Regions from separate parts of the Homo sapiens genome. Here all the other regions are linked to region 1. A link is a loop called in an ENCODE intact Hi-C map of the cell type or tissue named here. Cell type or tissue: heart right ventricle. All regions are shown on one strand. Links, peaks and the distances in the headings refer to the core of each region. The heading gives the core; the rest is flanking DNA.

The links. A loop is a pair of places that touch in the nucleus more often than their neighbours do. Peaks named below come from ENCODE experiments on the same cell type or tissue, not always from the same donor. Only the 100,000 strongest peaks of a DNase experiment are listed, where the experiment ranks them.
Region 2: a loop joins it to region 1, with 3 times the contacts of the local background. A loop is called at or near these places in 7 of 110 quality-filtered maps.
Region 3: a loop joins it to region 1, with 2.9 times the contacts of the local background. A loop is called at or near these places in 13 of 110 quality-filtered maps.
Region 4: it touches region 1 in a loop (2.9-fold over the local background); 36 of 110 quality-filtered maps call a loop at or near these places.
Region 5: it touches region 1 in a loop (2.7-fold over the local background); 28 of 110 quality-filtered maps call a loop at or near these places.
Region 6: it touches region 1 in a loop (2.6-fold over the local background); 26 of 110 quality-filtered maps call a loop at or near these places.

What each region holds. Positions count from the first base shown.
Region 1 is chr10:51,958,274-51,963,295 of GRCh38, reverse strand. All of the region lies in intron 5 of PRKG1 (protein kinase cGMP-dependent 1), which reads right to left. Among named protein-coding and RNA genes, the nearest start is that of CSTF2T, 260 kb to the right of the region's middle. In heart right ventricle, for the core only: a CTCF peak has its summit at 2,702 (motif pointing right); no DNase peak of the experiment used is centred there.
Region 2 is chr10:51,874,682-51,879,703 of GRCh38, reverse strand. The region is part of intron 4 of PRKG1 (protein kinase cGMP-dependent 1); the gene reads right to left. Among named protein-coding and RNA genes, the nearest start is that of CSTF2T, 180 kb to the right of the region's middle. RefSeq lists enhancers at 64-123, 224-293. In heart right ventricle, for the core only: no CTCF peak of the experiment used is centred there; no DNase peak of the experiment used is centred there; H3K27ac peaks cover 3,168 bases.
Region 3 is chr10:51,420,377-51,425,398 of GRCh38, reverse strand. All of the region lies in intron 2 of PRKG1 (protein kinase cGMP-dependent 1), which reads right to left. Among named protein-coding and RNA genes, the nearest start is that of MIR605, 120 kb to the right of the region's middle. In heart right ventricle, for the core only: CTCF peaks have their summits at 2,600 (motif pointing right) and 2,613 (motif pointing right); a DNase peak (open chromatin) is centred at 2,608; H3K4me3 peaks cover 538 bases; H3K27ac peaks cover 2,110 bases.
Region 4 is chr10:50,998,875-51,003,896 of GRCh38, reverse strand. It overlaps a transcript of PRKG1 not described here. Among named protein-coding and RNA genes, the nearest start is that of PRKG1, 73 kb to the left of the region's middle. In heart right ventricle, for the core only: a CTCF peak has its summit at 2,101 (motif pointing left); no DNase peak of the experiment used is centred there; H3K27ac peaks cover 3,545 bases.
Region 5 is chr10:51,386,582-51,391,603 of GRCh38, reverse strand. The region is part of intron 2 of PRKG1 (protein kinase cGMP-dependent 1); the gene reads right to left. Among named protein-coding and RNA genes, the nearest start is that of MIR605, 90 kb to the right of the region's middle. In heart right ventricle, for the core only: CTCF peaks have their summits at 1,868 and 2,068 (motif pointing left); DNase peaks (open chromatin) are centred at 1,692 and 2,060; H3K27ac peaks cover 1,767 bases.
Region 6 is chr10:50,989,780-50,994,801 of GRCh38, reverse strand. It overlaps a transcript of PRKG1 not described here. Among named protein-coding and RNA genes, the nearest start is that of PRKG1, 82 kb to the left of the region's middle. RefSeq lists an enhancer at 2,339-2,839. In heart right ventricle, for the core only: no CTCF peak of the experiment used is centred there; DNase peaks (open chromatin) are centred at 827, 2,161, 2,781, 3,811 and 2 weaker places; H3K4me3 peaks cover 3,790 bases; H3K27ac peaks cover 4,000 bases; H3K27me3 peaks cover 491 bases.

The DNA.
Region 1 (5,022 bases), core at 552-4,551:
AACTTTTGAAGTGGAGAATTCAACTGCCTATTTTTGAATCTTCAGCAGATTTGGGTCTCCTCGTTGCCATGTAGCTAGTGATTTCAATACATCCACAGTAAATAGTAAATACTAATGAATGCTGTATGCAAGTTACACATTCATTATCAAATTTTTAGAAATCCGCCAGTTAATTTTTTTTACCTTTTTGCTACAGAAAGAATTCATTGCAAAAAAAAAGTTTGTGCCAAAACATAAAATAAATAAGCAGGTGTACATTTCTACTATGATAAATGACAAAACTACACTGAGAGCATCCAGCCTTTCTTGATAAACTCAAACTAGAAAGATTTCTCAGCTTCTGTTTTCCACACAAAATAGTTAAGATAAACCTACTCCATAATAATTCACATTTCCCCCACTCATCTCACCGATTAAATTCCTTGTAGCCTCAAACATTTTGAAGATATTAATATAAACATAGAGCTAGGCTCAAGTGGCTGCCAACAAATATATTGGTAGGGACATTAGTGCTGAATATTTCTCCTACAGCCACTCCACATCAGGAGCTACATGTGCCTAGACCACATTCCCCTGTGCACTTTGTTTTACAGTCAAAGCCTAATATGCTGTCCTTGAAAGGTAGACATTACATTAGTTAAATTATATCTGGAAAGAGTCAGGAAAAAAAAGCAGGATTATCCCTGGTGAACTCCAAATTTAGTCTCAATGAACACAGGAAGAGACCATGACCACAGCTGCAAATCAAAGGGAGGTTTACCAAATCCATCGTGGCTTATATAATATCTCACTTTAAAAAGAAAAGAAAAGAAAAGAAAAAGAAATCTGGAGCTAAATTAGCCATTCAAGACCTATGATCATCCTATTTGTATTTATTATTTCATGGAATTCACAGAACAGTCATACTAAATTGAGTCTACCCATCTTTGGGTAAGGAAACCGAGATCTCACAGCTATAATAGGGGGAAGCAGGATTTGAATCAAGGCTGTACAGCTGCAAGACTAGTGTTCCCACCCACCATTCTGAATGCCTCAGTATCTGACAAAGCTCCCAGAATTTGAACCCTAGATGTCCAGCTCCAGGGCTAGTGCTCCTACCCATCCTTGGTGCTAGTTTTTAAGAATCATTCTTCCCGAGCTCCTTCCTGACCCTTCTCTCCCAACCAAGAGTCTTCCAGCCTGTGGTGTACTCTTTGCTTTCAAGCCTTTAACTTGCCTCTCCTTGGTGGATAGATTTTGGATTTTTGTCCCCATAGCCCTTCAATCTAAATACAACTTGCTTTTAAACCCCAATTTCTTTAAAAGGGCATGATGTCCGATGGTGCTAGTTTTTCCATTTTTATTTACTTAATTTTTTATTTAACTGGGGAACAATTTTGTCTTTCCTGACGTGGATATCACAGATCAGTCTTCTGGTGGCTTACTTGGGATCACTACCTGGTCTCTAAATAACTGGAAGAGTAGCTGCAACAATGTCAGTACAGCTTGCCTCCAAAAACTACCTCAAGTATCGAATACACAACAAATAAAAACTCAAAAGTGAGCAAAGCTAACCAGAAATACATTCTGGTAATACACGTAAAAATTTGGACAATAACAGCTTGTGGGAGGGAGGATATGACTAAATCTTTTGATTTCAAACAAATAACAATCACCATGAATCTAGCATTTTATTCAAAGAGCATAGAAGAGGGAAGTCATCAATGTTTGTACTTTACCACATCCATCTCTACTGTGTACCTTTCTGGGTGTGTGTTATTGCATGTGCACTTGAGCACCAATTGCTGATATCTGTTAAATGTATTAATTACTCCTGCAACCATATATACCACACCTTACTTTGCACAGTTGACTCGAGCAACATGGGTTTGAATTGTGCAGGTCTGCTTAAATGCAGATTCTTTTTTTTCAATAAATACAGTGGGCCCTCCACATCTGCAGGTTCCTCATTCTCAACCAAACGCAGATCAAAAACAGTATTCCTGGGATGCAAAACCCGTGGACACGAGGGTCAACTTTTCATATCTGTGGTTCAGCAGAACCCACTGTGGGACTTGAGCATGCATGGATTTTAGTATTTAAGGGGATCCTGAAACCAATCCTCCCCCCACAATATCAAGACAACTGTATTTGGTATTATGTTAGTTCTGTAGAAATAATATCCTTCTCTAGAAAAGCTTATAATGAAGAAAGAGAAAATTACATTCACTAACCTTATAAAACTAACTTTTAAAAATTAAATATATTCAGTGAAACTAATGCCTTTTTTGGCACTTAATAGCCTGTGTGATAACATGAAGACTGGCAGAACACATATCAAATGAGCTCAATACTTCAACTTGCTGTCGCTAAAAAGCAACAATCACGCCTGAGTAGCATGGCATATAAAACAATTTGCATCCCAATATGTGGGAACAATCTAAATTCTTAGAATCCCTAAGCAGTTTCACAGGCTCTTTGTTGGCAGAACCACGAACTGGGGAAGTCGGATATCATGCTTTTGAGATCCTATTTGGAGTTCTTCTAAATGACAAGCTTGAGCATCTCTGCATAAAACACGTGATTCATCTCCCATTTCAGTTGGATCACAGACAATCTGCTTTCTAACATCTGCCTGCGAAAATCCAGGGCAGATTTCTTAAGACTCTGGTACCAAATATGGGTTACAGAAAAACTGGTTACGTCGTCTTTATTTTACCAATAGGTGGCACTGTGGGTAACGATATAGAATCAATGTGACACTACATGAACAGAAAAAATAGAAAACGGTTATTTTTGGTGGGGGGTGTGGTGGGGAGGGGGCAGGAAAAAATATCCCATCTTGTTTAAAAGTATCTTACTCCCATAAATATTTTTATAGTCTTATAATTATTATAGTTTATATAAGTTATGCAACTATTTTGTTGTATAACTACTGCTCCTGTTTTTTCCCTCCTTCATACCTTGTTTCCAAAGTCTGTTAAACTAACCCAGTTTCACATCTAGTCAATGAGAAGGTTGAATTAGCTCAAGGGTAGAAAACTCAAGTGCCTGTTAGAGCAGGTAGCTCATTTAAATGAGTTCAGAGGTTCTAAAGTAAGAGGATAAGGATGCTAAATGGTACCCATCCAAAATAATTTCCTTTTCAATGTTTTTGTTTGTTTTCTGGTTGGTTTGGCTTAAAAAAAAAAAAAGGAAACCAAAGTAAAAAGGTCTTTGGGAACAAATTTTTGACTTCTTGATTAGATGATGTCTAGAAGTTTCTGCAGCTATAGAACACTGTAATGGATCCTAGATTCTACTAGGAGAATATATAAAATCACACATATTTCTAATCATGTACATACATGAATATGCATAATTTTGATATCTTCAATCTGTGATAGCTCTGTTTATACTTAATGTGAAACAAAGTAGAAAGATATTTCCCTTACATTAAAACTCAGGGAAATATGAAATGAATTTAGAGAACACAAGATTCAATTATCTTCCAACTTTTTCCATCCTAAGTAACAGCATCACCACCCACTTGGCTCTCTGCAGTTAGAAATCTTGGCATCATCTGCTATACTTCAATCTCCTTCACCTCTGACATTTCATCAGTCACTGAGCCCAACAAATTTTACCTCCAAACTCTCTCCCTATTCTATTTCTAATTTTTAAACCCTATGACTCCTGCCCTAATTCAAACACTCACTGCCTAGATCTCACTCAACAGACTGAATAAACCCAACTGGAGCAGTGAGTACCTGGGGAGAAGGAGAAAAATTGTGACCAACCTAGGAGGCATCAAAGCTGGAACTGAGATACAAGACTCTAAGCAATGCTTACCCTTCCAGTCTTGTCTCTTGTATGCTACCTCAACGTACTCTACATTTCCACCTTCAGTTGCGCAGCAGTACTCAATATTATTAGAACTATCCACATGACACTCTTTGATAGGTTTCACAAACTGTAATATCCTTGACTGCCTAGCAAATTCCTAGATATCTTTCAAGGCACAGCTCAACTATTTTCTCCTCTACAAAATCTTCTCCAATTATCGTAAAATGATGATTAATTACTCTGTGATTGCATATTTGTACACATTTCTCACATAACACTATCACAACATGTTGAGTGTCTAGTCTATGAGAGAAGAGCCTGTCATTCATCTTTAATTACTGAATTACACCTGAAATAAATTATGTCTAAAAATCAGTCTGTCTGGTTTTGAATTCCAGCTCTACCACTAAGTAACCTTAAGATTTTGAGCAAGGTAGTGTAATTTTTAAGCCCCACGTACTCATCTAACAATAGATGCCACAAGACTGCTGTGAGGACAAAGTGAGAAAATGGCCATAAAGCACTGACTACAGTATTTGGCACAGGTAATCCACATCACTCACCATTTAGGTTTTAACATAGTCATCTGTAAAATATTGGGCTTGGACTAGAAGGCCCAGGTAATGCCTTCTACCTCTAACATTGTTTGACTTTATGTCCTGATTAAAGTGGAACTACTAATATTTGATGCTGTTAAACAAAATAGTTCTGGCCATGCACTGTAGCAGCAATCAGAAACAGTTGTAGCCTGATTCTATGTCAGACCATTTTACTGGACTTGAAATGCCAGGAAATATACTTTATTTAAAAATATATATAATTGCCTTAGTAATTTATGTTCCCCTGACATAGGCTTCTTCCCTTCCAACACTCATGTGTACACATATTCATTGACAAAAAAAAAAAAATACTCTGTAGACGTCCAACTGAAAAAAAAAAAAAAAAGGAACAACAATGGACGACCTATTCCTTGAAATACTTGAAGATCATCATAGGCCACAAAGGACCAAGTTATCCTAAAAAAAACTCTGGTCCAGTTTGTATCTGTATCCCTCTGAATCTTCATAACCCCTGCCCCTAGTTCCAAAACACATCTACACACACTAACATATCAACTTCGTTCATCTATCCTGGATTTTCTTTTTTTGTTCCTTTCCTTGCTTCTACAATCACAAATTCTCTAAAAGTTCTAAGGTCTTTTTTCTTGACTTGTTTTTT
Region 2 (5,022 bases), core at 482-4,481, 84 kb after region 1:
GGCATCAGAAGACCTATATACTAAATCTACACATAGGATTTTTGTTTCCTACCAAGGGAGGCAGGTTTAAAGTCATGGACACATAGCTCTAACAGCTCAGTTGGGTTGCTCACACTGAGAGAGATGTAGACTTACAGAACTTGAGTAAAAAAGAAAACCTCAGAGAAAGTGACTCATGGTAGTTTCCTTGTCTGCAGACAATTCCCTCTTCTGTGCCTCAGGCTCTTACAGCACTTTATACTTCTGTCTACAACTTCTCACAGATGGACATGAATCATAGTTCTGTATGTGTTTGGTTCCCAAGGGATAGTAAGAGACTTGAGGCCAGCAACTTTTCTCGTTCATCCCAGGGTGACTCAAATGAAATGGGCCTCCTTGAGTCAGCCCTGAACTCACCCCAGTTCATCTTAAGACTAACAGCACAGTTACATAGCAAAGTGAAAGCAAAACAAAACTAATCAAAGGATAAAATGTTTACAAATATATTATAGTCCAGGTTTCTGCTATTTTTTAAAAGCCCAGATCATGTCACAGAAGTCCACTTAAGGATGATTACAGCCAAAAACAAATTGATATTTACAAGCAAATACATGTTGATGCTGGTTTCTTTCTATCTCCTGCCTATTCTGTTTTGATGTCAGCTTGAAATATTTAGAGGTTGACAAGGACAGAAACCAAAGGCCCTGGACTTATTGGACAGTTATAGATAGGTCAGTAATGCTGCCTCTGTGTGGGAAAGCTGGCAATAATGGGATTAGACATGCCAGTTCCATTTGCAGAGGTCTGGTTCTTAAATAAGTGACTCAAATGCTTTGTTTTGTCACTGCATTAAAGTCAATATGTGTGTGTCTGTTCTCTCTGTATGTTGATTTCTCTTTGACAGAAACTCATTATGAGAGACAGCTACTTAGGTGGAAGCTCATTTGGAATTCACCAAATAGCCAGCTCTAGTCAGTATGGGAAGAAAGGAAAATGGCTTGTGACAGGAATAAATCCTTCAATAGAAACTGTTGGTATTCTCCTTCTGGTGAGACTCTGGGGAGTAACAAAATTAGATGGTGAGTAGTTTCAGAAAAGGAGGACCTCAAGCAATTAGGCATCTCTTAGAAAGATGATTACATAGACCTATGGTATAAGGATAGGGTCCTTTCTTATAAAACTTTTTTTCTTAGTGATCCACCAAGGAAAATCATTTAGAATGGTTGTATGAGTAGTTTTATCTGGTATAGGGACAGCTAATTTGCTCTGAATATTTTTACATCCACTTTCTAGACTGATGTTATCCATTTGGTATAGATTTGCCACTTACATATTGAGAGGAGGTTTCTTACTGACACATCAAAGCAAACTTCCCCCTGTTCAACATAGTATATTGAGCCAATCAAAATAGTTGTGAAATAATAAAGTGTTCATACTTTAATGGTGAGCAGTGCTGGATACACACACACACACATATATTCACACATATATACATACATGCACACACACACATATATATTGCTTTATATTTATATATACATGTTTAAATTATATATGTTATTTATTACACTGTTAAACATTATTTATGCATTTCTGGTTAATGATGTCTAATATATACTTGGTAGCATGTTAAAAATATTTTTTAAAAATTGAATTATGTTAACTTAGTCATATGCTATCCTGAGAAGTAAAAAATACATATTTCTAGGACAATTTATCCATACACATGGGCAATAAGTTTATTTCCAGTGTTAACTGATTCCTCAACTATTGTAGTAGTGGTATCTTTCTGAAATTTCATCTTACTTTCTGAGTGTGCTAAGTTGGCCTAATTGTGAGACACATTCATTTAAAAAAGTAATTCTAATCTGGATGCTGCCACCATGAGGTGGGAAGTTGGGAAAAAAGAGAATATACTTCAAATTATCTTTATGGGAAAGTTAGTTGAGTATAACCTGAGGAAACAGCATGTCTTAAAGAATAGGGCAAAAATCTTTCAGAAGAAAAATCCTCTTGGTGTAATCTTTTTGAAATTGGTTCAATCTTCTTTACATTTCTGTTGCAAATGCTATTATGGAAAGATGTTCGGTGGTTATAGGCCAGTGATTACAGAGATTGAGTGCTGGGGTAATAAAGAAGTGAATTTTGAGGTTTTTAAAAATGCATATTTTACTTGGAAGCATGAGCTTTTGAAAACTAAACTGCTTTAAAATATAAAATATGTAATCAAATACAAATTCTTGTCAGAAAAATGCTGCTCAACAAATTGTACCTGTTTGCACTGATAAGCAAGGCAATAAGAGTTCTTTAGATACCATCATGCACTTACTTGATGGGAAAGTATAGAAATCCTACCAAAAAAAATCTGAAAATAAAGCTTATCGGGTTGTTTAAAGTTGTTTAGGTGAGAATCTAGCTTGGATCATAAAACAGTTAATCAGATGATGTTAGTATTCATGGCAGGCTGAACCTCCTGAAAAGAAAGATAATCTGGAAAGCTGGGTACAGGTGGTAGTGCACCACCTGTAGTCACAGATACACAGGAGGATTGCTTGAGCTCAGGAATTCAACACCAGTTTGCGCAACATGGGAGGGTGCATGGGGGGAGAAAGACAATCCTAAGAAAGGACCTAAATTCACACACAAAAAGGGACACTCTGCCAGAGTGTTTTGTTTTATGTGGGGTTCTCCCAGAAGCAGATCTGAGCCAAGGATTTGAGTGTGAACAGTTTATCTGTGAGCTGATCTCAATAACCATTGGTAGGGAAGGAAAGGTAGTCAATGGAGTTTTCATTACTAGGCAAATTTCCATTGTGGGGAACTGGAGCTTGATTCTGCTGGGTAATATTAGGAACCCAGGTAAAACCCAGGCCCTAGAGTTATCCCACCCCGGTGCAAGGGAACTGGGTATATCATACACAAGTTCTCGCTGGTCTCTGGGTGAGTGGTGCTCCCAGATTCATTAATTTCTTGGCACTTCCAGCTTGCCACATGGAGGCACAAACCATGCTCTGGTGGCAAGAGGCCCTCAAGCAAACACTTGCAGGTGCTGGCAGCTGGGAGTCTCAAATGGTAAGAAAAAGAAATATTGCTGGAACACTGACAACGTTTGCTGAACAACGTAACTGGCTGGCTATTCTGAATGAAATGAAAGTAAGCATGATTTGCCTAAGGCCTTATATAGATATTAAAAAGCAAGCAAACAAACAAAAACAAATATAAACCCCACAAATACCAAAAGACCTACCCTAGGAAAATTGAGATATGTGTGTAAGATACTACACTACACATTTCCATCCTACAGACTATGACAGCAAGGGTTTTTCTTTTATAAACAGGTAGATTAAGCAGCTACCTCTGTAGTCTGATTTGAGAAACAGAAAGGTCCATAAACCAAAATATTTCCTCTACTTCCCCCTTTCCACTATTTAAAATGCTTCCCTTTGAGATTTGTCACTTTGTGTGAGCTATATTACACTCTGTGTGTGTGTGTGTGTGTGTAACACAAATATACATATCTATGCACATAAATGTGTTCATGGATGTGGGGAGGGCAAATGTATTAACAACTTGTGGCAAGTTTATTTATTAATTAGCTCTCTTTAGGAAAAGAGACAGAGAAAGTGCTGTTTTTAAAGGGAAAAGGTAGTTCCTTTCCCCTTCCTTAAAGGGAAAACAGAAAAGTTTACAAATCCCATGTTCTAAGCCCAAACCAAAGGTAAAGGGTGCTGTGTCATTGACGGCATGTGCTCTGAAAAAGAAAAAAAAAAAAGAAAGAAAGAAAAGAAAGGAATAAAGGAGGAGGAGAAAAAGAAAGACAGAATAACTCTCTAGATAACACTTACCTATTCCAAAAATTTGTACTGGATACGTATGCTTGGCCACAACGACTTGAAGAACTCCAGGTGGCACCATTCTTACAAAATACAAAACGATGTTTCCCCCCAGAGTTGTGAAACATGATATCCTTGCACATATGGTTGGGTTATTTTCCCTTTTTGCTTTAAGTATTACTTCAGAATTAACTAAATTTGATCACATTATTTTTTAAATAAACATATTTAAATGTCCATGGAAAGTCGAAAGATACTTTGTCAATCAAAACATTTTTTAAAAATTTCATTAGGTGAGCTTTCTATTTAAAGAGAATCTGAGCCAGGGATGGTGTCAAGTGTCTGTATCTCAGCTACTTGGGAGGCTGAAGCTGGAGAATCTCCTGAGCTCAGGAGTTCAAGACCAGCCCAGGCAGCATAGCGAGACCCTGTCTCTAAAATCAGCCAACCAACCAACCAATCAATCAATTAATTAATATGAAGGGAATCTGGGGTGGTTTTTTTTTTAAAACAATTATTTGAAAATACAAATTTATCTGTTTGGTCTATTAAGATTCTCATGTGCAGTATTTTTTTTTTTTCATTAAAGCTTAAAGCATTTCTCACATTCACCAGTTACCAGCTGTATGGTCTAATAAAGCGCATTTGTCCACTATGAAGCAGTTTCTCTATCTCACAAATGCATTCAACACTTACCTAATTCAGGTGTGTTTGGTATTTCTAGTATTCCTAAAGCTACATTTGAAAGATAGAGTTGAATTTAATGGAAAAAGGTACTACTACTTTATGTTGTTTTCTTCTAATCAAGCAGGCTTCCACAGAGTGGAAGTGTTAAGTAAGAGGAAAAGGATGATTATTATGATAATTACCACTTTTGAAATATCTCATTTGTAAGGTCTAGTGGCTTATGAGAGCAGAGATTCTGGCCCTGCCCTCTCCCCAGAATCCAGGAAGTGTCTGGAACACAGTAGGGGCTCAAATTAATTATTTAATTACCTAACTAATTTCACACAATCTTCCCAATAGGAATGTGAAGTAAATATTATTAACCTCATTTTACAGTGGGAAAATTAAAGCTCAGAGAAATTACATAATTATTCCCAAACAGCTGGTAAGTGATAGAAGTCTGTATTTACATTTTCTAGGGAGAAAAACAAACAAACATAAACAACTCTATTTCACTACATATTCTACCATTTAAGGTACATAT
Region 3 (5,022 bases), core at 291-4,290, 540 kb after region 1:
AAAGTAGCAGAGCTGTATTTTTTAATAGATAGTGGTAGTTACATGAAAGACAAAACATTGATTACCGAGTTGTGTACACATTTTCTTCACAACTGGAACAATTTAATTAAGCACAATCTATTAGGGTAATGATCAGAAACATTAATAATTTGTGTTTCAGCACATTCCTTAAGAGATTACTATAAAGACTAAAATAAAATATCACATAATTTTCAGAATATGATCATGAATTTGATATATAGTTCTCAGAGTTAAACAAAATCAAATCTATGAGGTAATCTTTTCAAAATCTCAAGAAATACAGCATCTAACAAAATACCTGATACGTAGCAGGGGCCAGGACAAATGGTATATGAAGAAGGAAGGGAGAAAGGAAAGATGGGAGGAAAGGAAGGAGGGAGGGCTGTATTCTGTTCAGAAGATTTAAAGTGTAAGTAGAATATTAAAGAATCAATCAGGAAAATAATTTTAAAAATGTATATCCGCATTCCTTATGGTAATACAGAATTGAACTGTTAGAGAACAAAATAGCAGGGAAAATAATCTTTCTGGGGTATTAAAAGAGGGAATTAATTCTTGACTTCACCAGAAGGATCTATTTGCTACTGTGGCTAGTCTAATGCATCAGGAAAAAAAGCAATATGGTGTCATCTTAAAGCACCCTTGAAATATAAACACTAAGATAGATCAATTTAGAGAAACATGGGGGTCTTTCATCACCTATTAATAACAACAAATCTTAGTAGGGGTCATGTAACTGTTCCACAGTTATTCTTATTTAAATGTTTCATGGAAGATGACAAGAAGTACCTATATAGGAATATGTTGTAAACATGATCACATGGATATAATCAACGCTACCCTCCAAAGCAGTCTTGCAAGAAGACAGTTAATTTTAGGCAACAGTTCAAATCATTTTAACACAGGTACCTATTAAGATTATAACGCCATAGTTGCCTTTCCTTTTTTAAAAAAAATCTAAAAAGTTCTTGAAAGAATTTTTCTTTCAAATTACTGCTTTAGAAAATATTGGAAAGGTATCATATTTGAAAGATCTGTAATTCATAAGATAAAATTTATGAAATATATGTGGAAAAAATATAACATTAATATAGATATCCATGTATATATAAATAAAATGAATGATACTCTAGAATGGTCCAAAGAGAACTGGACTCAACTCTGGTTTAAAGATAGCTATGTGACCCCTGGATAACAGTTTGCTTTCTGGGCTTCAGATTCTTTTATGTTAAAATTAAGAGGGAGCAGAGTATGTTTTATCTTAGGTATTTTCCAACAATAAAATGCCAGAGTCTCAAATATCTGCAATTTGATATTTCAATTTAGGTACCATAATAGTCCAAAAGGCACAGAAGAGTCTTTGTATTATTTTTGGAAAGCATGGTCTCAGGACAATTGCAGCATAGGAATATTAAACATGACACAGCTCCAAATGTAGCAAACATAATATGGTAGTATAATTTAATATGATGATCATAGTTCAATTTATGCCCTATTTTTACCCTAAGTAAAACTACTATTCATTTATTTCTAAAATCTGCTTTTGGCCAACATATTTTAAATAAAAAATAATCACAGAAGATGAAATATTCCAGTGACCTCTGCGAACTATGTCCTAAAAATATTCATCTTAGCCTTCCAGATAAACCCTCAGGAGGTTGGAATAATAATGCTATAGCCATCATAATATAGATATTGCTTTGTTTATATTATTAATTGGCAATTGTTATTCATATTGAGGAATACCAATATATTGAGATCATTACAAGGAACAAATTTTCTCAAAAATTGAAAAATAAATTCAATCCCTTTGAAATACTTAAGTAGATGAGAACCACTGAGAGTCTTTATGGTGAACAGAAGGTTTTGTAGGAAGAAATCTGGAGAAAAAAAATCATCAGAATGAACCAGAAATAGGGAAAAGGAGACAGGATAGATGCCTATTTTTGGAAAAAGGAGGAACAAGGAAGACAAAGAGATATGAAGAAAGCAAATATCTCTTCTTCAACATTATTAGAAAGATGGTAGGTTGTTGTTTTAAATACGCAATTGCAAGTGCAAGAATGGAATTTATATTCTCAATGTGAAATTTCGAAGTCATTATTAAGAGAAAGAGATTGCGTAACTACTGCAGGTCAGGCTAGGAAGTCAGACATATCGAGTATGCTGATCAACCTGGTGTCATTTTGGAAAATCTCTTCTTCATGTGGAAAGAAGCAAGATGTCACACACTTGATTTGAATAGAGAAATATAACTCTGCTTGAACAGGGTGTGAATGGTTATTCTTTCTTCTTTCAGATCCTTGGGTTATTCACTCTTCAAACCACTATTATTTGGCTTCTATAAGTAAGGAACCGGTACATTGGTGTTTTTAGGGTTAGCTTCTATAATCCATTTTCAGAAAAAAAAAAAAAACCTATTTCAATGGAGATCAAGTGCTGTATACTTTGTAAAAACATCTTCACTCTTCAATCGCCCTCCCTCAAACCAGAAGCAGTGTCTGAATAATTCCTTTAAGTAAATTATAACCTAGCCCAGTTTTGATCAGATAAAGGCAATCATGACATTGTGGTACCTCCACTAGATGGCAGCAGCAGGCATGAGTGTGGCCCGTGAAGTGCTGGGTCACCAGGGATTTAAAAAACAAAAAAGAAACTTAAAAAGGAAAGGCAGGAGAATTTCAGCAGCAGAATCTTAGACAGAGGCCTGGAAACATACAAGATTCAAGATGAAAAAGGACAGAAACAAAGGACTAGAAACAGAAAACAATCACTAGAACTTGTGCTGTTAGGGCTGCTGAAGTTGGAGCTGACAAAGTATGTGAAGAGTCCCCCAAGTCTGGCCAAATTCACTCTGCCCTGTGTGGAGGAGCTGCCTGGAGTTGGGACATGCTTAGCAGGACTTCTCTGAGATGTTGCAAAGCAGAGGGGATGGGGCCGGCAACTGGCCCATGAAAACACGTGAATAATCAATGCAGGCACAGCTTTTCTCCCCTCTGTACTACCCATCATGCTAAACGTCTAGGACTCACCTAGCTGTGGCATCCTATGGAGTCCCCTTTCTTACAGAAACCTCACAGTGCCATCCTTTCCTAACTACAGAGTTTGGATCTCTTAACCAAACCAGAACACTTTGGAGTGAAACTATTGTGGTTAATAATCATGCCTGAACATCAAGCACAACTCAGGTTGTTTGGGCAAATAGAGATGTGTGGAGATCCAGTTCCTCACTTTCCTTCATGACAACTTTTAAAGCTCTCAGAGCCCTGGTAAGTAGATGAACTGAACTTGCCTTTTCATTATCTCTTCTCCACTCAAGGGTGCCTGGCACAGAGTAAGCAAACACTCTATAAATAGAGCTTGTGAAGTGAATGAGTAATGGTGGCTGATGCTGTCTTCGCATCTTCAAAAGACATTTGGTCCAATCTCCAAATTGTATGATTTTACAAATGTGGAAAACTAAGATTCAGAGAGGTTAAGTGACTTGTTCAGTATCAATATAGCAGTAAGTAGCAGAAACAGGCTAGCTCCTGACTCCTACACAAGTATTTTTCCATATCAGTGTTTCAATAGGGATCTTAGAATGAGTGGGCAACATAACTCAAACTAACAATTCAGTATCTTTGCCCTGTGTGAGTCAAGAACTTAAAGGAAGAATACATTACAAATCATTCATCCAAGAGGAGACATTATGACATGATGCTCTGGAGAGGGCACCAAAGCAAGTGTGCAGGAGACAGACATGGAGGATAGATAACAAAAAGGCGAGTTCAGTTCATCTACTTACCAGGGCTCTGAGAGCCTGAAAAGTTGCCATGAAGAAAAACGAGGAACTGGGGAAAGTGTCTCTCCAGGCAGGGTTGACCTGGAGAGATTATGACCTATCTAAAAGGTATCGGGGCCAGGCACAGTGCCTCACTCTTGTAATCCCAGCACTCTAGGAGGCCAAGGCAGGAGGATCACTTGAGGCCAGGTGTTTGAGACCAGCCTGGCCAACATAGCAAGATAACATCTCTACAAAAAACAATTTTTAAAAAATTAGCTAGGCATGGTGACATGTGCCTCATAGTATTAAATACTTGGGAGGCTGAGGTGGGAAAATTGCTTGAGGCCAGGAGTTCAAAGCTGCCAGGAGCTATAATCATGCCACTGCCCTCCAACCTGGGTGACAGAACAAGACCCTGTTTCTAAAACAAACAAACAAACAAACAAACAAGAAATAAAAGGCACAGAGTGCCATAGCTGCAGCACATGGCAGCCAGGTGGAAATACTGTTTCTTCAACAAAGACTTGTGATATAGTTTGGATATTTGCCCCTGCCCAAATCTCATGTTGAATTGTAATCCCCAATGCTGGAGGTGGGGCCTGGTGGGAGGTGTCTGGATCATGGGGGAAGATCCCTCAAGGCTTGATGCTGTCTATGTGATAGTGAGTTCTTACCAGATCTGGTCATTTAAAAGTGTGTGACACCTCCCCACTCCCTCTCTTACTCCTACTTTTACCATGTGAAGTGCCCGCTCCTGCTTCAGCTTCTACCATGATTGGAAGCTTCCTGAGGCCTCAGCAGAAGCAAATGCTTGCACTATGCTTCCTGCACAGCCTGCAGAACTGTGAGCCAATTAAACCTCTGTTTTAACAAATTACCCAGTCTCAGGTATTTCTTTAGAGCAAGGCAAGAACGGCCTAATACAACCTGAAGGTACAGATTTTATGTGAGATCTTCCCATGTTTTTAGTGTAAGAAAAGTTGTGAAACCTTTGTCAGCCAAATCAATGTATCTGTGGTTCACCTTTGACCTATAGCTACTGTGGTTCTCAGCCCCTAGATGATACCTCTGGATTTGCTGTTTTCACTGGTTTAGGGACGTGGGCTGGGCAGCAAGAATTTTCAAAGCACCCCAGGTGATCTGTGGTGCAACCATGATTAAGCCTTACAATTTAAGATACAGTCATCCTGGGCATCAACTGGGAGTTTGCTAGAAATAAGAAATCTGGAGTCCCA
Region 4 (5,022 bases), core at 557-4,556, 960 kb after region 1:
CCAATATGGACTGATCTGGAAAGAAGCCTAGGTACTATTATTAAGCAAAAAGAGCAGGTTACTGAGGAGTGTTATGGAATTATTTTATTTCGGGTGAAAAAATAAAACCCTCCAAATAAGCAGGTGAGTTCTCTCTCTACATATAAAGATTTACGGAAACATACGGAAAGTTTAACATTGGGTATCTGCTGGAAGACAAGTAGAAAGATTGGGAGGAGAAAATAAAATGTTTATGTTTTTATTATCTGACAACCAGCACACATTGTTTTTGCAATTAAAACAATCAAGGAAGCAGACATAGGCTAAGAAGAGATTAAAGTCAGCAAGTCTGAGATTTAGCGTATGCTCATAAGTATCACAAAAGCATGTCCGGACTTTTAACATGGCAAATGGGGATTTGGTACCACAAAACAGAAACTTTTTCTTCTTTTTCTAATTGCTCTAATATCAAGAAGCCCAGAGATTCCACAGCCTGTCTCCTTTTGTGTGGACACCTCTCGTGATGCCCTGGAGTCAGATGGTGAGTCTGGGTAACCGGGGGATTTCAATGTAGCATGCTTCAAACCCTGCTGCTATACTTCGGGAATTTGTCTTGGCCTAGATAACAAACTAGAAAGATCAGAGAAAATAAAAGATATTACTGTCTATTGCTTGCTTCACTATGTCCAATGCAGGCTAGGTGTTCTGTTGTTGTTGTTGTTGTTGTTGTTGTTGTTGTTGTTGTTGTTGTTTTGGCCCTGCAGACACGAGAAAGCATACCCAACATTCAATCTACCCTTGGTTCTCTCTGGCAGTCATAGACAGTGTAACATTGTTTTTTTCCTAACCTAGGAAACATATTGACTACTGTCCCAGAGAGCATTTCTATACATTGATAACCTCAAATAAATATATCACAGAATTTCAAAACACTTTTTATAAAAGCATCTTATTGTCAAACAGGGCATGAAAATGTGAACTGTTCTAAATTCTCAAGTTCCCTTCTTGCCTGTTTATCTAAGTATGATCTAACACAGTATCTGAGCAAAAAGACCAATTAAAGAGGCCAAGGAATAGCATTAATCCAAAACTGACTTGTTTTGACCCAGAGTACAACTTCCTTTTACCACTGACCCTTGATTGCTGGGACAGACCAAAATAAGTACATTTCTCCTCAGCGTTAAATCACAAATGATGCCAGTAGCAAGACTGCTTCACATCCAGGCCCCTGGGAGGTTTCACATGAAAGGGGTCACAGACTGAATGAAATAGCCTTTTACAGGAAGGCTGAATGGCACTCTCTGAGGGAATATTGATCCAAAAATGTACAGCCCATTAGACCCAACCCACAATGTAACCCTGTGTGGTATAAGCCAGACTACTCTTTACCCTAAAATTTTTGAGAGGCAGTTTATATTCAGAGTAGAGTATCTCATAAAACACTTTGCTATTCTCTTAAAAATATTTAGATACATGTAAATAAATAATCATATTAACTTGATTATTAAAATATTTTTATAATGGGAATCTCAGATTACAATAGGCCACATTAAGATTTAATTAATTACATTCTAGAATCACAGAATTATCAAGGAGATCAAGCAACCTATTATGAGTTTCATCTAATAACTGATCTAATTTTTTCCTATAATAATTTTCTTTTAATTTGTTATGGGGGTAGAAGGGAGTGAATAGGAAGCCATTCCTTTAGTCTCCTCACACATACTTTTTTTTTTTTACTACTATTAATTTTCCATTATTTCTCTGTTTTCTCCTCTCAGCCAAATATAAGTCCAGAGGTTTCCTCATAGGGGTTTTAGGAATTTCCCAGAGTCAATGTTCAAAGAACTCTCCATGCAAACTGTACTCTTTGTTTCTCTATTCCTTAAGACAAACATCGAGAAGAAAATTTAGCTTTTTAAATATATTCCCCAAAACCACTACTAACTGGAAAAAAATGTAAGACCATATGTACTTGATAATACACTTTTCAAACTTATAAATCCTGATATTGAGAAAGTTATATATTTGACAATATATTTTAAAATTCAACTAAAAGCCATTTCAAACTCCTAGTGGAGCCCACAATTGTTAAATATTATACTTCTGCTGCCATCTTGTGGTAATGGTTGAAATCTCTCTATGTCTCCCCCTCTATCTTCTCCCCACCGTACCACCTCTTTTTTGTTGTTTTTCCTACATTTAGGAGGGTACTTCTACTCAAACCTTAAGGATTCCCTTTCTTAAGCCATAGGGGAGATGACCTGAACAATGCTCTAGAAAGAAAAGTGGATGTTTGCAAATTCCTCATCCTGTATGTAATATACTTCTTTTCTCCTTATATTTTTCTCGTTTAACAAAGCCATTCCTTTTAACAATATAATTTAATACAAAAAACACATAGTTTTAATTTGGAATAATCTAATTTTTTTTCTACAAGGAAAGGGAACAGATTAAGGGAAAATAAATGTGTATCCTATCAAAGATTTTTCCCTTCCAAACTTTTTCCAAATTGTTTCTTTACAAAGAAAGGAGTCGGGGGAAGCACCATGTATTTCTGCTATAAAATACCACATGATGGAATGGCTCTTCACAGCCACAGGCATCTACTGTCAGGAATCAAGAAGGAGCCTGGAGGAGGAAATGAGAGGCCTCGCTGTGGAGACAGTACGGGAAGTGAGAGCTCCCCAGGGAACCCAGACTGGATGGAAGTGGGTGCCCCAGCATCCTTTATTATTTCTAGGCTGGCCTCTTCAGCCATGGACCTCACTGTCTCAAGGCAAGAGAGTTTATAAATCTGAAGGAGGATGAGAGTCAAATGTTTTTCTGATGATGTATTAATGTGAGCAATTTTTAACCAGAATGACTTATCCTCAAAGCAAGAATATATTTCATGAAAACCACCATCTCCATCTAACTCTATGTCCCCACAGCAATTCCTATGAAGAAGTTGACAAACAGCATGCAAGGAGTCATTCAAACACAGATACAGAGAGAACTCGGCCAGAATTCTTCAAACAGGGCAGTGGGGAGCAAAAACACAAACAGGAGAACAATCCATTTCATTCCTTGTTGAAAATGACTTTAAAACAATCTTTCCCAAAACTTTCTTGTGTACCCTTATTGACATTACGCACAATCTGTATTTTTACACCTCATTCTTAAAAAAAAAAATCTATGAACTCTTAATACTTAGCCTTACCCTCAGCAACATAGCTACACAGCATGGATTTGATGTGATTGTTGTATGTTTTCTCCCAACACTTATTAAAATATCTATAACTATAAAATAAATTCACTTCTCTACCACATAGAAGCATCCCTGGTGCCACCAATTATATAAACATCACACTTTGGGAACCATTGTTATGAAATTCAGGTGCTGGCTAAGTAGAATCTAGTGAATCTTACATTTACTTATAAATAATTAGCGTTAAGTGACACAGAGTCAAGATTCTGATTTTCAGAACCATAGCTCAGATCAGAGGCTCTCAAACATTTTTTTCTGCAGTGATTCACAAGATAGATGACATTCCCATGTGCAACATACTCTTGTGAAAAGACAAGACTGTCTGTGGATTATGTGCAATTTCCTGCCATGTATTTGTAATCTTCCCAGTCAAGAAAGCCAACTGGAATGCAAGAAAATGGCTATCCCTCGGGAGGTGCCTGTGAGTGCACGCAATCTTATTTTTTAAGAAACAAATTATTCATGAATTTTGATTTTTAAGCCATTATTTACTCATTTCTACCTTACAACTAATCAAATACACACCATTGTCATGGCACCACAGTTAAACCTGCCAGAGTAAAGCACAGGATATTGGATTGAGTATTTTGGAGTGATATTTTTCTCTGAGAGGAGACCAAATGGAGTGTGAACTGGTTTTATTCTTGGGAAGGCTTCAGGATTTTTAAAATTTGTTTTTTAATACGTTCTAGATAGTGCTCCTCTTACCTCTTCTCTGAAAAGTAGCATGTGGGAAGAGAAATGTATGGTAAGCTGAGGTTTTTACTTGGCTGGAATTTTTACTGTAAACAGACCTGGTTTCTACCCAAGGGTTTACAACCTGAGATACAAAATAATTTTCTATTTGGAAAATTTTTAGCATATGTAGCCAAGTACCTTGGTGACCATGTGATACATGAAATTAGTATTATCTGCACTATGGGGGCAATGAGAAGCATCAAGAAAAATATTAACATTTACCCAAAGGCTTATAGATTTGCTTATTAGACAATAACAGTACCATATAGTTGAATAAATAGACCCACAAATATTTGCAAGAGGCAAACATACAATTATTTTTAGAACCCTATAAGGTTTTTGCCAGTACTTTTCCAGCATTTGAGGTCAGAGTACTCAAATAAAGACACATCTGAGAATTTAAAACACATTTTAAAGTACTCTCTAAATTGGACTAAAAAGGAAGGAGAGTCTGAATTAGGAATAAGTCCGAGAGGATAATTGAAGAAGTGTAGTTGCAATATACCTATTACAAATAAAACAGTCAAACTAAATCCTAACAAGCTGATTACAGTAGTCATCTTCCTGGATTTGCCTTAATAAATAAACACTCAGATGAAATCAGCACAGTCATGTTATCATCTTGCACATGAAAGTGCTATCAGTGGGTTCAAATACATAACAAAATCAATCCAAATCAAATCCTTGAATAACAAATTAACTGCTTAGGACTAATTTCCAAGAATATATAAAATCAATATGTACTAGAAAAAGGTTGAAGATGCGGCTAGCACACTGGACAGGAAAAATTACAGTGTTTTAAAACTTTTGAGTCAATATAAACTTAATATTGATTGAATTTAAAACTACATAATTTTCTAAGGTAGTATGGGTTTCTATCATATTCATATGTAAGAAACAATTTTAAAATGTTTAAAATAAAATCAACATAGTATACCCCAAAGTTGGTGATCCATCAATAATGTTTAGTGAGCAGTGCAGAGAAAGTTAAGCATTTTTAAAACGAACTCTGTTATTTAAGAACAGCAATAAGTAAAACAGGGAGATTAGTTTCT
Region 5 (5,022 bases), core at 489-4,488, 570 kb after region 1:
AAGGTGGTAAAATCCTCCCTACCACCAGATGAAAAATGATAATGTACTTTAGTGATAATATGTGTAAGCCTCAAAAGGCAAAGCCAAAGTGTGAATATTCTCTCCTAAAAGAATAGAACCATAAATCTTCCTCAACAAATACATTGACTAGCACAGGTGCAAGCAGGAACTTAAACATAGAGAGAAACCTAAAGAAAGATTCCACCAGTACTCTTCCACCAACCAGATTAGCAAACTTTGCCTCTAGCACACCTCTAAGGAAATCAATTTCAATGGTACCCTAAATCCAAAGTTACACAATATGTGAATTCTTTTGTTGTTTTAAACAAATTTTTAAAACTCACTCACTCTGCAGGAGGTAAGTTTTATAATCATTCATTCTAGTAATTAACTAAGAAGGCAGCAATGTGTTCTGGAAGCAGAAAAAAGAGTTCTGTTTCGGACTCTACCCTTAGAGAGCAAGGATGAAGAAACTAGGTTCTAGAATAAGCCAAATTTGCACTCCTCCACAAGTTCTACAATCTTGGACAGCCTCTCCCCCTCTCAGTGCTACAATTTCTGCCTCTGAGAAATGAGGATAACACCATAATCCACCTCAAATGATGTTTACGAAGACTAAATCAAAACCAATTATCTTTGCGCAGGGTTTTTCAACCATAGGATTATATAATAGATGTTTTGGACTGGATAATTTTTTGTTGTGGAGTGATTTCCTGTGCATTGTTGGATGTTTAGCACCATCCATGGCCTCTACCCTGTAGGTAACAGTAATGACAATGAAAATGTCTCTAGATATTGCCAAATGTTCCCTCGAGGCAAAATTATACGTGGTAATAATCAATGCTTACTGCCTAGCAAATGGCAACTCCTGAATAAATGTGAGTCCCTCTACTAGAGTACTTCAGTTGGTGTTACCTGTTGTTATAAGGAAGAAGCCTTAACCTCACCTTAAGAAAGTAAATACCACCATGGACTTTAGGTATACTAATGTAATAATAAAGGAAAAAGAAAATTGTTGATAGACTAAGTATTATGCAGTGTTGCAATGATATTTATAGGTACACATGAACTCGTGTTATCTTCAAAGCTATCCTAGGGAGTCAAGACTAAGTTTTCTCCAAAATTCTTTCCCATGAACATATTGCTTAATGATAATTTTATAACCTGAAGTTGAATTGTATGTAAACATATTGATTGTCACCTTGAAACAAGTTTCAAAGTGCCTATGAATATACGCATGTCATGAATGTGTATATCAATGTATTTAGCAGCCTGCAGTTTCCAGGAATATGAACCTGTCTGTAAAGTTGAAGCCAACTTTATGGGCCATAAATGGACACTGCCAAGAGCCTCACCCAGTGATTCCAGTTAGTCATTTCAGATATAAAGCCATGGTATGTGGCTTGGTGGAATTCCCACAGAGTTTTGCACTTTGGATGTGTTCCACATGATTCTGCCTTAAATGCTGTACTATCAACTGAAGTGTGTATGGAGTTTTGAAACATTTTAATTCAGCTTATTCAACTGAATGCCTCGACCACAAACATTCCTGCTTACCAAGCACATTGGCTCTAGCTAGAATCAAGCAATTAGGGAGGGATGACATTCTGCCAGATTTTGCATATGGCCAGTGGACTGAAATTCATTTGGGTCCATAAACATACTTTTCCACAGATGGGAATTTCAAGAATTTGAAAGAGTCAAAGCAACCTTCTGGGAGCCCTCCATCTCCCTATCTAAGATGGAATACAGCTGTCCGATTGGGCTGCTGGCAGAAAAGTCACTGAAAGTGACATTTCTTAGTTCCAAGATGTTCTTGTTCCCTTATCATTTTATGTATTACTCAATAATCCATCTGTATATGGGAAGTAATTTGTGAGCTAATCCAGCATTATTATTTCTCTATATATGGAAAATAACTTATAAGCTAATCTAGTATTATTATCTCAATTTTTAAAAAGAAGTTACTGAGAATAAGGGAGCTTAACTAAGTTGGCCAAGGACTTGATGGGACACCCACCAAGTAGAAGGGTGAAAGTGCAAACCTAGAGCTGTCTGCCTGCCCCAGGATGCCCCCTAGTGGCTGACAGGCAATACCAAGGAAACTGTACAGCTGTGGCGGCATGTTAGGGGTGATCAATAGAGATGAAATTTAGTTAAGTAATTCTAGTACTGTGAGGAGTGTAAAAGAATGATCGGTGTTTGAATATTATTTTTAGGTTTTCTATCTGTGGGGTTCTTTTCCTAACCAGGACTGACCGCTTTTATTCTGTGGCATGGGGCACCAGGATAAGGAATAAAAAAGTTATTTCTCTAAGAGTAATGTCTTTGCATAAGATTAAAAGGCCACTTGCATAACGGAAGCAAAGCTGTAAAAGTTATGAAAATTGGTCATAAGAAAGAGGAAAAACAAGATATCTTTTAAAAAGATTTGTACTCGTTTCTTAAGGAATGTTTAATCAGAACTCTTGTTTCCAAACTACATCAGAGGCAACTTTTCCTACAAAAATCCTGTAATTGGCTATCACAAGTTATACGCCTGGTCAGTACAATTATATTGCATCCCTGAAGCATTACCTAGATAGACAGATTTAAGAAGAAACCTATTTTTGTATTAATACAATAGCAACTTGGAATCAATTACCATGTTTCAAAGGACCCTCATTAGATCTGCTGTCAGTTGCACAGAATTCATAATTTGTCTTTATTGCAAATGTATTTCTGTTATTTTCCACTAGCAACCAAAAAACTAGAACGCTGGTGAGAAAAAAACTTCCTTTTAACCAGACCACCTTGCTGGTTGGTATTCCTTATTACAGTACAGAGTCAACTACATTATTTTCACAGTGTACTTACTTTGACATGAGTTTACTGACAACTTTCCTAGACAATTTGTTTTTATAAAATATGTTATAGAATTATAAAGTTACCAAAACAATCTAGAGGCATCGTTGAGTGTTAGGAGAATTTAATTGGAAAGACAGAATTTTTTTTTCCTCACATGACATTGAACATTTCAAAAACACTGTTGCCCTTTTACTGAAAAGCTAATATTTCCCTCCAGATTTCTGATTCTCATATTCATAGGGCCTTTGGTAAGCTAAACTTTAACTTGAGGCTCAAGACTATATAAATATTTATCATGGACAGAAAATTTAAAAAGAAATCTTAGTGATTTTAGGCATCAAAAGAGATTTGTGTGGTGTAATAAAAGAGTCCTGGACTTAAATTCAGGGGGTTTGCATCTGATCTTTGATCTGTCACTATTTGAGCTAGTCTCACTGGACTCGGTTTCTTTACCTCAGAAGTAAGAGAGTCAGATCAGATGTCTTCACATATGCCCCCAAACTGTGGCAATATGTGATGGCTATAGGGAACACTTTAAAATAAAAGGGGGAATATACATTACTAATGAAAAGAAAGTGTCCCAATTCAAAACACCAACTCATAGTAACGGTCTTATATATGGCTTGAAACAAAAATGTATTTTAGGGTTTGATAAAAGTAAGTTTCAAAAATATACCACATCATTTCTTCAACTCTTAAATTAGAACATTAAATGTTAAACACTTTAAGAAATAAATGAAAAAACAAAAATATCATTGTCAGTCAACCCACTAACTTCAAAGCTGACATTCTTAATTTAGATAGTAAAAAACTGGATTTAATTTTAAAAATGACTTCATACCATATGCCCAACATTAAATGTTTATTATTAATAATAAAATATATCAGTAGCAGCAGTCACTTTTAGAAAACCAGTGCAACTTAGATAAGTCCAAATAGAATGAAATATATTAGAACATAATGGAGGAGAAGGGAAATGACTCCATGTGTAGAAATGAAAATACAACTTAATATGTTTAAAAGAAATAACAACTAAAGGGAGTTAGCAAACTACATGAAATAATTTTGTGTCCTGCTATGTGGCACTTAACCAGCCAGAAAGCTAAAAGCTGGCCTTTCGAATATTTGTCATATGAATGTTTCAATATCAATTCAGGTACCAAGCCTTCCTAAGTGAAACAGGCAGAAAACAGCAAGGGTTCATCATTGGGTTGGCAATAAACAGGTAGTAACTATTCCTGCTGGGAGAATTCATCTCTAAAAAGAGGTGTGATGGACTGCAAGGACTTTATAGCCAAAGAAAAATGACTGGCTACATAATTTGTAGTGCCCAGTGGAAAATGAAAATGCAGGGCCCCTTCTTTAAATATATATATTAAGTTTATTTAAATTTCATATATTTATATATAATATTTACATATTTAAACTTATTTTTATTTATATGTATATATATAAAATATATAACATTTCAAGAGGACCACTGCAGAACATTAAACCAAGTGCAGACCCCCTTGACCACGGGCCCTGTGGAACTACACAGTTCCCACATTTATGGGGCTGCTTGTCCTGTAGACAGTTCATTTCTTGTTCAGCCACTTATTAGTTCTGTATGGGACCTTGTGCCAGATGATTGGCTGCTCTCACCTTCAGTTCTTCATTCGTAAAATAATTAAAACTATATAAGTACCTCCATAGGCCTGTTGTAAAAGTCACATTGACCAATATGTATTATTTTTTAAATATACTAGTATCAATAGCTTGGTGGGTGAGGACACTCCTCTTTATGATTACAATTTATAAAATTCTATTTGTAAATCCCAACAGTTTTTTCTTTTCTTATGAGGTCTTAAGAAAGAGGTGAATTGATAAGCAATGAACATGAATATTCCAAAGCAGGTAACCATTTTTATCTCCAACACAAAGACTTTGTGGTTCTTACTGATTTCCCTTAAATGATTTATTATAAGAATACAAGAGTGCTGTGATGATTAATTTTATGTGTCAACTTGACTGGGCCATGGGATGCCTAGACAATTGATCAAACATTTTTTGGGTGTGTCTCTGAGGGTGTTTCTGGATAAGATTAACATTGGAATTGGTAGGCTGAGTAGAGCAGATTTCTCTCTTGAATGTGGGTGGACTTGATCCAATCAATTAAATACCTGAACGGCACAA
Region 6 (5,022 bases), core at 288-4,287, 970 kb after region 1:
TGATCCTCAGTTGGTTGAATCCATAGATGTGGAACCCATGGATAGAAGGGGCCGACTGCACTTTCAGGCTACATTTCTGTTCTTGTTGGTATAAAAACTGGGTATTTTGATAAAGTTTGAAATGAATCTGTAGCATGAATAGTTATCATTCAAATGCTACAGAAATCATAACTGAACACAAGCTTTGCAATAACGCATTCTGTTTCAGCCCCAGCATGCCCTTCAGAACGGCACAGCCTTTTACAAAAAACAGGTGAGGTGTACTCGGGAGGCTGAGGCAGGAGAATGGCGTGAACGCGGGAGGCGGAGCTTGCAGTGAGCCGGAGATCGCACCACTCCACTCCAGCCTGGGCGACAGAGCGAGACTCCGCCTCAAAAAAAAAAAAAAAAAAAAAAAAAATTACAGGTGAGGTGATGGAATATCTACTTGTCAAATCCTTATCTGAACATTTTTAAACAATTTTTATTTTAAAAGTATCTTGTTTCATATTAAATATTGTATCCCAGAAATCCTTTAATAAATTATTTCCTTTCTTGGCCAAAATAAGGTATCTAGCCAAGGACAATTTAGTACTGTCTCTTTAAGTGCCAAGAAGAGTACATAATTCTAATGTTTACTCTCCCCATATATTATACCTGTCAAAACTTTTTAAACTCTAATGAGTCAGCTTGCTGAAAATAAACTCCACACTTCTATTTGAAAGTATGAAACTAAACGCTGAGTGGGAAAAAGTTTACCCTCACTCCCAGTGTAAATCAGCACAGAGAGGAAGTAGAAAAGTACTCCAGCTATTTGCTATAGACACAAATATGCACTGACGGCTACTGCGCATGATCCACTCATGATGAATGTTCCTACCCCTAACATGAAAATGTTGGGAAAGGGAGGGGAAGAGAGAAGGACAGAAGAAGGATGATGTGTGCATACCCAAGATTAGCCATTTCCTCCCAGTACATACAAACAACAACAACAACAACAAAACACCTCCTTTCATTCTTAGAGATTTCTTGCCTCTTTGAGAGCAAATCCTGAATGACAGTGGACTCTGGGAAGGAGGGCTTTTCTCCTGTCCCCTCCATATCCTGGTGAAATCTCCTCCCTGCTGCAAAGCGGTGCTGTTACTGTTCGAGGGGCATAGCCCAGACACAGAAATCTGAAATTTCAAAAATGCGATAAAGCCCTAGCCCGGCAGCCCTGGGAGGCGAGCAGCTGCCGGGTGACCGCTGATGAAGTGGCTTCTTAAGGAGGTGGGCAGATTGATTCCAGCTGCTGAGCGCAGGGCAGGGCAGCCGCTCGGAATGCACAGCCCGGCTGAGACAAGACTCAGCAGCAGCTTCCCAGGCAAGGGCAAGGCCAAATATTAGGTCTGTTTGCAGTCCTGAGAAAAGGAAGGAAAATGCCACTGTTCCATCCAACAGGGACTTTCAAGGCAAGATGGGCCCAAAGGTGCCATGTACACAGTGTTAATTCGTAAGTGGAATGTCACTATGTCACTCAGGAAATCTGAAAGCTGTCTTCTGAGATGGCTGTTCAGAAGGTCCCACAATTCCTTAAGAGGAGTCCTTTCTGCCTGATTCCTGTTTTTCTCCCCACTCTGGCTCCCAGCTCCTGGTCTTCTTCTAATAACTCTGAACCGCTGCTCAGCCTCCCTGGCTCCCCATCCCATATAATCAATACACAAGAGGGACTCCAGAGGCAGACACGGAGGAGGTGCAGTGGGCCAGTGGCAGACACTAAGCGCCCTGGAGCTGACCTGGATGGGGACAGTGGAAAGGACATGCTCTTCAGAAGAGCTTGCCTCAAAAGTGAGAGAGCTAAACGGAGAGAGGGGGACTAGTTTAGGAGTCCCCTGAGGGCCCCAAACTCAGACAGCAAATGATCTAAGAAGAGGGAAAGATTAAGAGAGGTAGGCGGGCATGAAGGCACTCCTAATGGAATATTCAATATCCTGAGAAATGCATTTTCGGCCCTGCACTTCCAGGGACTAAAAGCCAGTAATGGCTTTGGAGTCTGCACTTCCTCTCCCTAATGTCCAGAGGCGCTTTAATGCTGCAGCCAATCGATCAGCCTTCTCCGGTGAAGGCGACGAGTGGAGTGCAAAAGCTTCCTACTTGTGGCCAAAATCCACCCAGCCTCCTCTGCACACCCCAAAGGAGTGACATACAACTTTGAACTGGCAGGATTTGTCTCTTAAAGTGCCGGAGAGGAGGAAAGGAAGGAGCCCAGAGGCGTCCGGAGAAACAGCCTACCCTCACCCCTCCGCCTTCTTCATCCCAACTTTTCCAGGGAGGGACTCAGGGGAAAACAAAAAGGGAGGGCGCACTATCCACCTTGGGACAGGGCTGACGAGCAGCCTCAAATCTGCTTCAGGTGCAAGGTCACTGAGCGGACTCCAAACCTAGAGCAGCCTTAGGTGTTGAACTTCTGGAAGAGGCACAATCAGAGCAAAGAAACGTCCAGAAGGTGGGGTTTCTTTGCAATGTCTTGCTGACATCACAGCTGCCTTGAAAGTGACCCTGTGAATAAACCTCTCCCCTCCTCGCCCCCACGCTCCAGGCTGGATCCCTGCCCTAGAGACAAGCCCCTGTCCCGCCTCTCCCTGTCCCCGCATCCGCCAGCAGAGCTCGGGTTCTGGGCAAGTTCAGTCCCTAAGTTGAGCCCAACCCTGTCCAGCCTCCAGTCGCCCCTCCCTAGGAGGCTCGGACAGCCCCACTGAGCATGTCCAGTGGCCTGAGTCCGGGGGGTCGCCGCTGGGAAGCTCTCCAGGCCCCTGGATGGGCAGGGTTGGGTCCCTGCGTGGACGCTCCCAGCGGGGCGCACGAAGGACAGCCGCGCGACTGCAGCCATGTGTGGAGGGCACAAGTTAGCCCGCGCGAGTAAACTTTCCGCGGTCCTCCTCCCCACCCCCACGCCACAGGGGCGCGTCTCCCCGTGCAGCTCGCCTTTCCCAGCCCGGCGGAGACAAGCACAGCACGTGATGGGCAGAAATAAAAATAAACACTTCCCATTCCCGGGCCGCGGGGCCACCCCCACTCCGCGCGCCGCAGCGAGCAGGGGGCGCCCTGGGCCGACCCGCCCCCGCCGCCGCGGCCAGAGCCCCCAGCCTCTGCGCCGCGGGCCGGGACGAGCGCCCGGGCCCACGGCCTCCGCGCCTACCTTTCGGACTTGGTGAACTTCCGGAATGCCTGTCGGAGGTCGTGGAAGGACCTGTACGTCTGCGGCTCGGCCGAGATGCCCTGCGCCCGGGTGGTCCGGGGGCCGATGTGGGTCGAGGGCACTGGGAGCACCGACTGGCATTTGTGGAGTTTCCTCTTCAGCTCCTGAATTTCTTCCTCCTTCTCTGACAGCCGCTTCTCCAGCTCTTTGATCCTCTCCTCCTTGAGCATGAGAATCTTGGCAAAGTCTTCCTCTAGCTCGCTCATTTTTTCACTGAGCCCCTCCGCGAAACTTTTTCTCGGGCGGCGGCGGCGGCGGCGGCGGCGGCGGCGGCTGGGACGGCAGCCGGCAGCGGAGAGCGCGGGTGAGCGAGTGAATGGGCGCTAAGTACTCGAGCGCGGCGGAGTGCGCCCCTAATGCGGCGCGGGGAGCCTCCTGCTTCGATCCGCTTCTGCTGAATGGACTAAAAGCACCGAGGGGAGGATGAGAAGTCTAAAAGCGATGGAGAGGAGAGGCAGAGTGCTAATCTCCAGCCTCTCTGGGGAGTAGGTGATTATCTTTCATTGAGAAACCAATTAGAGCTGCCCTTCCTCCCCTGAGACCCCCTCCCTCGTCCCCCTCTCCTAGTCACTCCGTGAGAATACGCGCGCGCCACCCCACCGACAGCCGAGTTGCTAGCAGAGGGTTGGATCAGAGAGCCTGGTCCCACTCCATCACACAAAACTCACTCTTCCACGCTGTATGGTACCAAGGGAAGGGGGTGGGGTGGGGGGGGGGAGATTTATGCCACTTGATCCTTGAAATAGCAACAATTACCATGTGATCTGGCGGATGACGCAGCGCTTGTAACTGGATCCTAAAGAGTGTGAGTGTGTGTGTATGTGTGTGACATTTCGTAAATATTAAACTGCCTTTAGACAGTAACCTGCACAAATTCATCTTGGTCTTTGACTTTTACTTCTTTTCTATTTTTGATGCCTGGATGGATTCAGAAAGGAAGGCGTGTGTGTGTGTGTGTGTGCGTGTGTGTGTGTTAGTTACTTTGAAGTCTCATGGTTCTGACCCTAGTAAGAATGACAGGGCAATACCAGTTCCAAGGTTTTTCAGCGTAAAGCCTTACTGGACAGAGTGAACTAAAATTGTTGGTGGGGAAGTTGGATGAACATAGGGTAATGAGCCAAATGATTACGGAAAAGAGAAAGGCCATGTGTTAACTGTAAACTTTTTGTGTCTGGCTTTTTTTCCATCTACTACCCTTCAGTCTTGTATACAGAGCATCCAAATTATATCACAATCTCTTCCTCAATGGCTCAGAAGTGGTGGCCACCAGTGCTAAGCTGGGTCACACTACCAGTTCCAGTTTGGGGGAGAAATTGCATCTTTAATTATCTGTGTTTAGGTCTTACCTGTGCATCCACCATCTACCCTATGCTAAAAGGATTATTCTGCACAGTAGAATAATCGCGTATTCACGGATTCTTACAATTTCCTTTTTTATATCTATCACAGAGAGCATTTACATAACATAAGTCACTATTTGAGAGTTTGATTTGATAGGGAATGAGAAGTATTTCTTCTGATAATAGTCAACACATTGGTAATTTTTTTAAGGAAAAAAATAGTTGCAACTAAGATACCAGGAGATTCTTTCCTAAATTGTAACTTTTCTTAAAAAAGAAAAATCAATGTATAATTACTGGCTACTTACAAAAAAAAAATTATTCTACCTTTTCTGAAACAACTAAATAAAGGAAAAACAGGTGTATATTTTATTCTGGAGATTTATTATTTACTATTCTACTTATCTGATTATTGTACATTAAAAATGTTTTAAACCACATCTGAATTTCTTAATTGCACCAGAT